Linked DNA regions of Homo sapiens: regions 1 and 3 are each linked to region 2. A link is a contact called in ENCODE Hi-C or POLR2A ChIA-PET data. All regions are on one chromosome and are shown on one strand. Each heading gives the region's core, a stretch centred on a gene start or an enhancer-like site at or near the end of the contact. The rest is flanking DNA. Distances are from core to core; before and after follow the strand shown. Region 1 holds the start of FCHO1 (FCH and mu domain containing endocytic adaptor 1). Region 2 holds the start of ARRDC2 (arrestin domain containing 2). Region 3 overlaps LOC124904653 (a long non-coding RNA gene).

Region 1 (3,772 bases), core at 47-2,546, 260 kb before region 2:
TGTGCTGTGTAACCTTGGGCAAGTCTCCGGCCATCTCTGGGCTTTGTGCTGGTACTGTACAGGCTGGGAGACTTGGGTTCTAGCAGGGCTGACTTCTCCATCAGACCCAAAATGCCCAGTGTCTCAGGCTCACAGTGCTTTTAGGGGTCCCTAGGTTGATGTTTTCACTTCTTTTAAAATCCAAAGGGAAAAAAATGAACTCTTGGGTTGAAGGAAACATTTTTGTGTATAATATTAATATATTTGTCTTTATGTCAATGTAGTTGTAAAATACAGTTTTGTTTTGTTTTGTTTTTGAGACAGAGTCTCTCTCTGTCACCCAGGCTGGAGTGCAGTGGCTCGATCTCCGCTCACTGCAACCTCCATCTCCTGGGTTCAAGCGATTCTCCTGCCTCAGCCTCCCGAGTAGCTGGGATTACAGGCATATGCCACCCCACCCAGCTAACTTTTGTATTTTTAGTAGAGACGGGGTTTTACCATGTTGCCCAGGCTGTTCTCGCACTCCTGGGCTCAAGCAATCCACCTGCCTCGGCCTCCCAAAGTGCTGGGATTCCAGGCATCAGCCACCACCTAAAATATAATTTTAAATTTCTTTTGTAGTGAAGGAAAGCGCTCATGAATGCAAAAATGTCTTCCCCTTTCTTTTCTTTTTTTTTTTTTTTTGAGATGGAGTCTCGCTCTGTCGCCAGGCTGGAGTGCAGTGGCGCAATCTCGGCTCACTGCAACCTCTGGCTCACTGCAACCTCCACCTCCCGGGTTCAAGTGATTCTCCTGCCTCAGCCTCCTGAGTAGCTGGGACTACAGGCATGGGCCACCACGCCCAGCTAATTTTTGTATTTTTAGTAGAGACGGGGTTTCACCGTGTTGGCCAGGATAGTGTCAACCTCTTGACCTCGTGATCCACCCACCTTGGCCTCTCAAAGTGCTGGGATTACAGGCGTGAGCCACCGCGCCTGGCCATGTCTTCCCCTTTCTGAGCGCATTTCCCTCTCTGAGCCTCAGTTTGCCCAGTCTGTGAAGTGGGTATCGGCCTACCTCAGGATGGCAAGATGTTGAATGCCTGGGCCAGGGTTGGTGCTCAGTTATTTCCCAATTGCCATGATTAATATTTGTTCGGTAAGAACAGCTCCAGGTTCAGGCCGGGGGGCTCCAGGTTCAAGCGCCTCTTGTTTACTCACCCATGGCCTGTGTGGTTCCAGGGAGGTCCCATGGGTGCTGATCGGGCGGGGGAGGAAAGGTGGCGGTTGGATGGTAGGCGGGGCGGGGTGAGCTTCCTGTCCCCCCCCCAACCCATGCACACAAGCCTCCAACTTGGTGCTGACGGAAGTGGCCTCGTGGCTGTCTCCTGGCGCCTGCCCCGTCAGACAGGGGCCCCATCCCACTCGCTACCCTGTCCGGTGAGTTTGAGCCCTGGCCAGTAGATACCCATCATCTCGCCTTGGCCCCCCTCAGGAACAGAGGGGAGGCCCCCCTGCCCGGAGCCTGGGTTTCAGGAGAAGTAGCAGGTGTCACTTCCTGGGCTGGCCAAAGCCTGCATGGGGCCACCCGTTGCCCTGCCCCCCGTCCCCCATTCCAGCTGTGAGTGGTGGTTTGGGTTAGGGGGGCGGCAAGGGGAGCTTGGAAACCCAGAGAGCCACGCGTGATGGTTTCAAACAGGAGGTCATTGGCAGACAGACCAGGGGCAAAATCACAGTCAGCCGGGACCAATGATTGATCTCTCTGTGCCTCGGTTTCCTTCATAAAGTTGGGGTTGCCTCTGAGGGCATGGCATGAAGATTGGATGAGCAGATGCGTGTGAATAGTTGGGTACAGGGTCGCACACATACTGGTGCTCCATGTGTATCTGTCTGCCAGAGGTGGGGTGAGGCAATCTAATTGAAACTGTGAAAACAGTAGTGAGATTCTTGGTTTCTGGGGAACTTGGGCTCCTTGGTTCCTGGGATCTTCTAGAACAATGTTGGCCATCCAATACAGCAGCCATCAGCCCCATGTAGCTACTGAGCCTTGGAAGAGAGGCTGGCACAGCTGAGGAGCTGGGCATATAATTGTATGTATGTATGTATGTATGTATGTATGTATTTAATTATTATTTTTTTAAGACAGAATCTCACTCTTTCAACCAGGTTGGAGTGCAGTGGGGCAATCTTGGCTCACTACAACCTCCGCCTCCCAGGTTCAAGTGATTCTCCTGCCTCATCCTCCCAAGTAGCTGGGACTACAGGTGTGTGCCACCACGCCCTGCTGATTTTTATATTTTTTGGTAGAGATGGGGTTTCACCATGTTGGCCAGGCAGGTCTCGAACTCCTGACCTCAAGTGATCCACCCACCTCGGCCTCCCAAAGTGCTGGGATTACAGGCGTGAGCCACTGCGCCCAGCCAATTGTATTTAATTTTACTTGGTTTAACATTAATACAAAAATTAATACAAAAATTAAGGCCAGGGGTTGTGGCTCATGGCTGTAATCCCAGCACTTTGGGGGTCCCAGGCAGGAGGATGGCTTGAGCTCAGGAGTTCGAGACTGGCCTGGGCCACACTAGTGAGACCTAGTCTCTACAAAAAAAAAAAAAAAAATTTATTTTTAATTAGTTAGACATGTAGTCCCAGCTACTCGGGTGGCTGAGATGGGAGGATCACTTGAGCCTGGGAAGTCGAGGCTGCCATGAGCTGTGATCATGCCACTGCACACTCCAGCCTGGGTGACAGAGCAAGAACCTGTCTCCAGAAAAAATAAAAAAATAAAAAAAACTTAATACAAAAATTATTCAGGCGTGAGCCTGTAGTCTCAGCTACTCGGGAGGCTACTATTCAAGGCTCCCTTGAGCCTGGGAGGTGGAGGCTGCAGTGAGCTATGATCGCACCACTGCACTCCAGCCTGGGCAACAGAGCGAGACCCTGTCTCCAAAAAAAAAAAAAATTAAGTCACCACATGGGGCTAGTGGTTCCCATGCCAGTCAGCACAGCTCTAAGAGATTTGGAGATGCTTAGGGTCCTGGTCATGGACAGAAGCTAAGAAATGATATGGAAATTTAGGGCTTTTCCCCTAGGGATGTCAGTGTAGCATGCTCACCACCCTACCCCTGCCACCAAACTAGGTTTCCTAAGGGGGTGTGGTGGGGACTGAAGTTTTTCAGGGGCCCTGTCATTAACCAGTGCAGGGTTGGGAATGTTTGTTGAAACAAATAATTCCTTGCCCAGTGAACTCCTATTCATGCTTTAAAACCCCAACTCCCATGAGCCCTCCTTTAGTCCAGGTTCTTTTGGACCTTGTCCCTCCATCTGGCCCAGCCCTGACCATGCAGGACGGTGATATCTGTGTCCAGCTCTGTCTCTCTAGACTGGGGACTCCTGCAGGGCCAGGCCCGAGGCTGAATCAACTCAGGGACCCTGACATTGTTCTAGTCTGGGTGAGCAAGTAGGAGGTCTTGGGTGACTCACAGAAGTCCCGGGATTGGAGGCTCAATGATAATGGGTCCAATTAAACTAACTAACTTTCTTTCTTTTTGAGACAGGGTCTTACTCTGTCGCCCAGGCTGGAGTGCAGTGGCGCCATCTCAGCTCACTGCAACCTCCGCCTCCCAGGTTCAAGCGATTCTCCTGTCTCAGCCTCCCAAGTAGCTGGGATTACAGGTGCCCGCCACCACACCTGGCTAATTTTTGTATTTTTAATAGAGACAGGGTTTCACCACTTTGGCCAGGCTGGTCTCAAACTCCTGACCTCAAGTGATCTGCCCGCCTCGGTCCCCCAAAGTGCTGGGATTACAGGCGTGAGC
Region 2 (3,858 bases), core at 614-3,113:
ATCACGCCACTGCACTCCAGCCTGGGCACCATTGAGCACTGAGTTAACGAGACTCTGTCTGCAATCCCGGCACCTCGGGAGGCTGAGGCTGGTGGATCACTCGAGGTTAGGAGCTGGAGACCAGCCGGGCCAACACAGCGAAACCCCTTCTCCACCAAAAAAACCAGTCAGGCGTGGCGGCGCGCGCCTGCAATCGCAGGCACTCGGCAGGCTGAGACAGGAGAATCAGGCAGGGAGGTTGCAGTGAGCCGAGATGGCAGCAGCACAGTCCAGCTTCTGCTCGGCATGAGAGGGAGACCGTGGAAAGAGAGGGAGAGGGAGACCAAGGGGAGAGGGAGAGGGAGAGGGAGCTTAAAAATTGTTAAATTGTTATACATTTAAGGAAAAAACAGTGACACTGGAGGGGCGAGGCCAGTGGAGGTGCTGTGTGACCTCGGGCAGAGCCCCACCCATCTCTGGGCCTTTGGGGTCCGTCTGCGAAATGAATTGAGGGAGGCGCTGGCTCAGTAGTCCCTTCAGGGTTACCTAATCCCGCTTCTCCTCCCGGACTTAACGGCCTACTGTCTCCCCTCTAGTATCCATTGAAACCTGGCCTAAGGTCCCAGACCTTCCTTTCAACTCCAAAGACCCATCCTCCCAGGCAGCCTTCCAGGCTGATCACTGTGCCTCCAACTCCGTCGTTCCTGTTCCGATCCCCATCACGGGCTGAGGGTGACCGTGTTTGTTTATGACCGCCCCCTCCACCCACACACCTCACTGAGGTGGTGGAAGTCTCCTGAGCCAGGCTCAGAGGCGGACAGTCACGGCAGGGGATGGGTTCAGCGGCAGCGCATTACGCTGCCACGAGAGGGCGCCAGCGTCCCGCAGACGACGCAGAGGCAACTCCCGCTGGAGAAACTCCATGCGACTTTTCTTTGGGGAAACTGAAGCCCAGAGAGAGGTCACGCCGTCCCGTGGCCACACCGCAGCTGTGGACCTGGGGGTGCCCGAGCGTCCCCTGCATTCAGCTCTGTGGCGGGACGGGGGCTGAGGATGACTGGAGCAGGCACAAGGGCTGCGGGGAAGGTAGGGTTTGCCAGAGGCTGAAAATTGGGAAGGGAACATCATTTCGTAGGTACCGCTCCTGGGCGAATGCGCCGAGGCGCGACCGAGTGACGGTATGTCAAGAGCAGGTTGATGACCCGGGAGCGAGGCTCTTGGAGGAGTCCAGCTGGGGCTGCACGATGATCCATGCACAACCTTCTGAGGTCAGGACTGATTTTTACTTTCTCCCGGCTCTACAGAGGTGGAAACTGAGGCTCCAAGAGGTTGTCATTTGCCCAGAGCCACCAGCTAAGCGGGACTTGAATCAGGAAAGGGGTGCAGCAGGCACCAGTGTGGAGGGCGGTCCCACCCACCTCCTCCACTTCTCCCTTTGCATAGCGGGGGAAACAGGCCTGGAACAGTCATAGGCTCTCTGGCCCTCAACTGGGGCGAGAGTCCCCCGCCCCAAATCGGGCTGGACATGCCTCGAGTCACGTCAACGAGGGGCGGCTGGTGAGTGATTAAGCCGAGAGGCTGAAGGCTCTGCTAGGTGACCTCAGGCCTGGGCCCTGCCTCTGCACCTCTTTTTTTCCTCTTTACCCCCGGGGTCCGCGAGAGACCAGCTCTGGCAGCCTAAGGGCTTCAGTTTCTCCCCGGGGTCCGCGAGGGAAGGGGGCAGCCGGCGGTGAGCAGGGGCGTTTGTTATTTTGCTCCACGCCTGGGCAGAGCCACGCCCCTTGTCGCGCTATTGGTGGAGTCCCTTCCCGGGGCGGGGAAGAGACGGTGACCCCACCCCCCCCCGCCCTGCCGTATAAAAGCGGCGCCGACGCACGGCGCGGGGATTTTCTGCTCCGGTTGGTGAGCGCGCCTGCGCGTTGACGGCGATTTTGCGTTCTGAGGCTGCAGCGTCGGCATCTTGAGCTGCCGGTTCGCGAGTTCGAGGCCAGGTTCCGCCTGTCGTGGGTTCGCACCCCGGACGCGATGCTATTCGACAAGGTGAAAGCGTTCTCGGTGCAGTTGGACGGCGCGACCGCGGGCGTCGAGCCCGTGTTTAGCGGCGGCCAGGCCGTGGCGGGCCGGGTGCTGCTGGAGCTGTCAAGCGCCGCGCGTGTGGGTGCCCTGAGGCTGCGCGCGCGGGGCCGCGCCCACGTGCACTGGACCGAGTCGCGCAGCGCGGGCTCGAGCACGGCTTACACGCAGAGCTACAGTGAACGCGTGGAGGTCGTGAGCCACCGCGCCACGCTCCTGGCGCCAGGTACGGATGGAGGACCCCTGCTCCAACACCAGTTGTGTGCCTCCCACCACCTGGACGGCGGTACCTCCGTCAGCCCTGGGACCCCAGCGCAACCGCTCAGTCGCCTCCTTTTTCTCCTACCTGCAGATACCGGGGAGACCACGACGCTGCCTCCTGGGCGCCATGAGTTCCTGTTCAGCTTCCAGCTGCCCCCGTAAGTCCTCTGGGGTGCAGGGTTGCCCTAAGCCTGCAGCCCCTTCCAGATTGGTACCTCCAATACTGGATATCTGGGCACCTCTGAGCCCCAAGACTCTCCCCCTGGGAGGCCCCCGGAGTGTCTGTGTCTCCTTCTCCCTGCCTGCTTGTCTCTGTATCTTGTCCCCTGAAGTCCCGTCCCTCCACCCTAGGACCCTGGTGACATCCTTCGAGGGCAAACACGGTAGTGTCCGCTACTGTATCAAGGCCACCCTGCACCGGCCCTGGGTCCCAGCACGCCGGGCAAGGAAGGTGTTCACTGTCATCGAGCCTGTGGACATCAACACGCCAGCCCTGCTGGTGAGTGGCCACCCTTGGGGAGGTAGGTTGGGAGTATTGTAGGAAGGGGCCTGCCTGGCTGCTGGGCGACACCAACCAATAAGATGGAGGTCATAGGTGGGCCCTGGCAGGGAGGGAGGCAGGTGTGGGAATGCGTGTGGAATCCACTGGGATCTGCACCCATTTGCCGTGTGACTCTGGGCAAGTGTCTTGAAGCCCTCTCTGAGCCTCAGATGCCTCTTCTGTGAAATAGACCAGAGCTAGGGCTTACCAAGTGTGAATTACACACCAAACACTTGGCTTATACATTTCATTTCTGGCTTTATAAGATGGGTTGTGTTCCTGGCTCTATTTAACGGATAGTTCCTGGATTGTTAAAAAGAAACCAAGCCCTGCCCAAAGTCCTCCCTCAGCTGGGGGTGGTTTGGAAGCTCCACAGCGACTGTGGTTTGCACAAAGTGACTCATCCATGTCACTTTCCTCTACACCGACAGGCACCTCAAGCGGGGGCTCGGGAAAAGGTTGCCCGATCCTGGTACTGTAACCGTGGCCTAGTCTCCCTTTCGGCCAAGATCGACCGCAAGGGCTACACCCCAGGTAGCAGGCGGACCGGACTGGGTTGGGACGGGGGCTGGTGTTGGGGTTGCAGGAGGGGAAACTGAGGCCCCACTGCTCCTTGCTGCAGGAGAGGTCATCCCTGTCTTTGCCGAGATCGACAACGGCTCCACACGTCCTGTGCTGCCTCGGGCAGCCGTGGTGCAGACACAGACGTTCATGGCCCGAGGCGCCCGAAAGCAGAAACGGGCAGTGGTGGCCAGCCTCGCGGGCGAGCCGGTGGGCCCCGGGCAGCGGGCGCTGTGGCAGGGCCGGGCACTGCGGATCCCCCCAGTGGGTCCTTCCATCCTGCACTGCCGCGTTCTACACGTGGACTACGCACTCAAGGTAGGGCATCCTGCTGGCCCTGGGGGACAGTGCCTACATTCACCCTGTATTCCCTCAGACTGGGGGAAGCTGAGGCCTCAGTCTCCCCAGGCATAGGAGGGAGGTGGGGGTTGGGGAGGCTGCCT
Region 3 (3,682 bases), core at 763-3,262, 280 kb after region 2:
GAGGCAGGTGGGACTGGATTGGGAAGCCAGTGAGTGCCAAAGGAAGAGAAGGGGAGTGCCGAAGCCTCCACCTCTGCTCAGGAGGGATTTACCCCCAAGGCAATGAAAGTTGCAGATGAGGTTGGGGCAACACTAGGGCTTGGTCCGGGACTCTGCATTTTCACCTTTATCTCAGCAGCAGCTCCACGAGTGGTGAGGGACGTTATCCCACTTCTCAGGGCAGTGTCTGGAGGGGGCGCGCGACGTGCCCAGAGTCGTACAGGCCAGGCCAGAGAGAACCCTGCCCTCCAAGCAGAAGCCGAACCTGACGCCCCGCAGCCGCCGGGGTTTGAATCGCTGCGGCTGTAGTCCTTCCCCAGCGCAGAGATTTATTGTTTAAAGCAACCTGCAGGCCGGGCACAGTGGCTCAGGGCAGTAATCCCAGCACTTTGGGAGGCCAAGGAGGGAGGGTCGCTTGAGCCCAGGAGTTTGAGACCAGCCTGAGCAATCTAGTGAGACCTCTTCTCTACAAAAATAAAAAAGTTCGCTGGGCATGGTGGTACACGCCTGTGGTCCCAGCTACTTGGGAGGGTGAGGTGGGAGAATCGCTTGGGCCCGGGTAAGTTGAGGCTGCAGTTTAATTTTTAGTCTTTATTTGAACACCCAGAAACCAAAAATCACGTTGATAAATCGGAAAGCCCCAAAGAAAACCGAGTTAAGCAGGCAGCCGAAGGGGTGAGGTGGAGCCAGGCACTCACGACCCCACAGCGGGGAGGTGGGGCTTGTGAGGACCCTAATCCAGCGCTTAGGACCCTTAGGCTCGCAGAGGCGGGACTTGCAGGGAAAGTGCCCCGACTGCCGGACCCCCGCAGGGCGGTCGGGAGTGGGGCGCCAGACTCGGGCTGGGGGCGCTGTCTGGCCCGCACATTCCTGAGGATCAAGTTACCCGAGAAGGCTGAGGCCTCTCTGTTCCCCTCCTGCCAGGCTTCCGCCCTCTCCAGGAGCAGGAACCGCAGTCTGTCCCCAGTCCAGCGCAGGTGTCTGCCCAGCCTCTCGGAGGGGACCCAGGCCCTGCCCTCTGGACTGGCACCGGATCCCTCCTGCCTCATAAAACCATTTTACAGATGAGGAAACTGAGGCACAGCCCCCCTTCAGCATTGATGGAACCAGATTGAACCTGGCTCTGCCAGCTTTATGACCATTTTTACTAACTGGGCAGGCCTAGAAGAATGGTTCAGTCAAGTGTTTGTTGATTGACTGACCATCTAGAATCAGTCTCCAAAGCCTCTTATTATAGCACAAGGAGAAAAGAACTTCCCATACCACTTACCCTCCTACCCCACCCTAGGACAGACAGGACCCCTGCACTTATCCAGCATGCATTTAATGTGCACTTCCTGTATGCCCAGGCCTGGGTTAGGCCGTTTCACAGGTAGATACTGGAGAACCAGAGGGTTTGGGGATCAGAAGGTAGTGAATTTGCTTTCTTTAGACCAACTTCAGAAATTGGTTTGGGCCAGGCAAAATGGCTCACCCCTGCAATCCTAGCACTTTGGGAGGCCGAGGCAGGAGGACTGCTTGAGGCCAAGCATTCAAGACCAACCTGGCCAACATAACATGACGATACCCCCGTCTCCAAAAAAAAAAAAAAAAAAAGAGGCCAGGCACCGTAACTCATGCCTGCAATCCCAGCACTTTGGGAGTCTGAGGCGGGCGGATCATGAGGTCAGGAGATCGAGACCATCCTGGCTAACACGGTGAAAACCTGTCTCTACTAAAAATACAAAAAAAAAATTAGCCAGGCGTGGTGGGCAGGTACCTGTAGTCCCAGCTACTGGGGAGGCTGAGGCAGGAGAATGGTGTGAACCCGGGAGGCGGAGCTTGCAGTGAGCCAAGATCGCACCACTGAACTCCAGCCTGGGTGACAGAGTGAGACTCTGTCTCAAAAAAAAAAAAAAAAAAAAAAAAAAGATAAATTGGTTTGTAGTCTGAGCAGGGTGGCTCATGCTTATAATCCCAGCTCTTTGAGAGGCAGAGACAGGAGGATCTCCTGAGCCCAGAAGTTCAAGAGCAGCCTGGGCAACATAGCAAGAACCCATCTCTACAAAAAGATAGAAAAATTAGCTGGTTGGGAGGCTGAGGCGGGCGGATCACAAGGTGAGGAGATCGAGACCAGCCTGGCCAACATGGTGAAACCCCATCTCTACTAAAAATAGAAAAATTAGCCGGGTGTGGTGGCGCATGCCTGTAATCCCAGCTACTCAGGAGGCTGAGGCAGGAGAATCGCTTGAACCTGGGAGGCAGAGATTGCAGTGAGCTGAGATCGTGCCACTGCACTCCAGCCTGGGCAACAGAGCGAGACCCTGTCTCAAAAAAAAAAAAAGCTGGTTTGGTTTTTTGTTTCTTGGTTGTTTTGGGCCAAACTCACATACCATCATTCATCGATTCAACCATGCTTTTTTTTTTTTTTTTTTTTTTGGAGACAAAGTGTCACTCTGTCTCTGAGGCTGGTGTGCAGTGGCACGTTCTCAGCTCACTGCAATCTCTGCCTCCCAGGTTCAAGCAATTCTAGTGCCTCAGCCACCAGAGTAGCTGGGATTACAGGCACATGCCACCACACCAACTAATTTTTGTATTTTTAGTAGAGATGGGGTTTCTCCATGTTGACCAGGCTGGTCTTGAACTCCTCACCTCAAGTGATCCGCCTGCCTCAACCTCCAAAAGTTCTGGGATTATAGGCATGAGCCACTGCGCCCGACGACCATGCTCTATTGAGTGCCCGCTGTGTGCTGGGCAGGTGGGTTCTCACCGCCCAGAGGTGATGTTCTGGGGGACTGGAAGCAAGGTCATTTTAGAGAAGCATGCTGTAGGTTGGTCTCACGATTTTCCTTTAAGTTGGCCCCCTTTTCTGTTTTTACTTCAGTAAATACATTTTAAAAGGGAACCTTCATGTCACCACCAAGAATGGAAAACCAGTTTCTCTTGCTATAAATAGAAGGAAACCAAAAAACTATGAAATGAGAGCAAAGTCAGGCATTCCCACCTCAGGAACACTCAGGGCTGGGGCTGGACTTCGAATGTCTGAGTCTTATCAAAGGCAGGGAAGCCCCAAGCAGAAGGGCAGGAGGGGCCACAGGGACCCACTTGGCAGATGCTCCAGTCCCGTGGGTCCCAGCACACAGTAGGTGCTTGATGAATGTGTGTTGATCTGTTAACATGCAACCCATTATTGTAGGTGCCCCCCCCCACCATGATGTGTGGGTTTTGCCTGCATCCGACCACATACTCGTGGCTTTTCCAGGTACTGAGCCATTTCCCCGCTGACAGACTGAGGGCAGGGTGGTGCCTGAATGGGGAGGGGTGGGGGAGGTGGCAGGCAGCTGCCTCTTGGGCAGGGGACCCCACAGGGGCCTCTCTGGGGAGGCTTCGGTTTGGTTTGGTGACATGCCAGGATGCAGCTCTGGGCAAACGTTTATTTGCAGCCTTGGGGCTGTCCCCACCCACGGTCCTGTGGGCCCCTGACGTCTGTCCACACTGAGATGTGGGCCCCTGTGGCCCGCCGCCCTCCCTGGCTGTCTGTGGTGTGTGAATCAATGAATGAGTGAATGAGTAAAGGAATGAATGCAATAAGTAGCATAATGGATGAGTTCGTAGAATAATGAATGGATGAGTGAATTAATGAATGAGTGGAAGTATTCATGCT

Evidence for each region. A loop is a pair of places that touch in the nucleus more often than their neighbours do. ChIA-PET counts read pairs that join two places held with the same protein, here RNA polymerase II (POLR2A). Pooled maps may share reads with other maps.
Region 1: a loop to region 2 is called in a pooled map, with 2.1 times the contacts of the local background. The contact joins the promoter of FCHO1 here to the promoter of ARRDC2 in region 2. A Hi-C loop is called at or near these places in 1 of 168 maps with a recorded cell type or tissue (B cell) and 7 of 50 pooled maps. POLR2A ChIA-PET finds 5 or more read pairs at or near these places in 4 of 52 experiments (B cell, OCI-LY7, activated B cell and 1 more).
Region 3: a map of CD8-positive, alpha-beta T cell shows a loop between it and region 2 (2.7-fold over the local background). The contact joins the enhancer-like site here to the promoter of ARRDC2 in region 2. A Hi-C loop is called at or near these places in 2 of 168 maps with a recorded cell type or tissue (CD8-positive, alpha-beta T cell and gastrocnemius medialis) and 9 of 50 pooled maps. POLR2A ChIA-PET finds 5 or more read pairs at or near these places in 15 of 52 experiments (A673, B cell, CD4-positive, alpha-beta T cell and 12 more).

The regions. Positions count from the first base shown.
Region 1 is chr19:17,750,181-17,753,952 of GRCh38, forward strand. FCHO1 (FCH and mu domain containing endocytic adaptor 1) reads left to right here and starts at 1,297. Exons shown (of 29, transcript NM_015122.3): 1 at 1,297-1,397. It overlaps FCHO1-AS1 (FCHO1 antisense RNA 1), which reads right to left and starts at 1,217. Exons shown (of 5, transcript XR_007067152.1): 1 at 1,036-1,217; 2 at 478-570. RefSeq lists an enhancer at 3,455-3,772.
Region 2 is chr19:18,006,307-18,010,164 of GRCh38, forward strand. ARRDC2 (arrestin domain containing 2) reads left to right here and starts at 1,864. Exons shown (of 8, transcript NM_015683.2): 1 at 1,864-2,278; 2 at 2,405-2,471; 3 at 2,665-2,812; 4 at 3,286-3,388; 5 at 3,477-3,733. The coding sequence starts at 2,005. RefSeq lists an enhancer at 1,918-2,137.
Region 3 is chr19:18,287,158-18,290,839 of GRCh38, forward strand. It overlaps LOC124904653 (a long non-coding RNA gene), which reads right to left. Exons shown (of 2, transcript XR_007067155.1): 2 at 3,433-3,682. Among named protein-coding and RNA genes, the nearest start is that of MIR3188, 6.9 kb to the left of the region's middle. RefSeq lists enhancers at 535-1,378, 2,833-3,472, a cis regulatory region at 3,122-3,490 and a silencer at 3,525-3,574. Within about 2 kb of position 2,013, at least 4 of the 41 ENCODE cell types and tissues checked have a DNase peak (open chromatin) inside an H3K27ac peak, as active enhancers do; they include CD8-positive, alpha-beta T cell, where a contact is called at or near this core.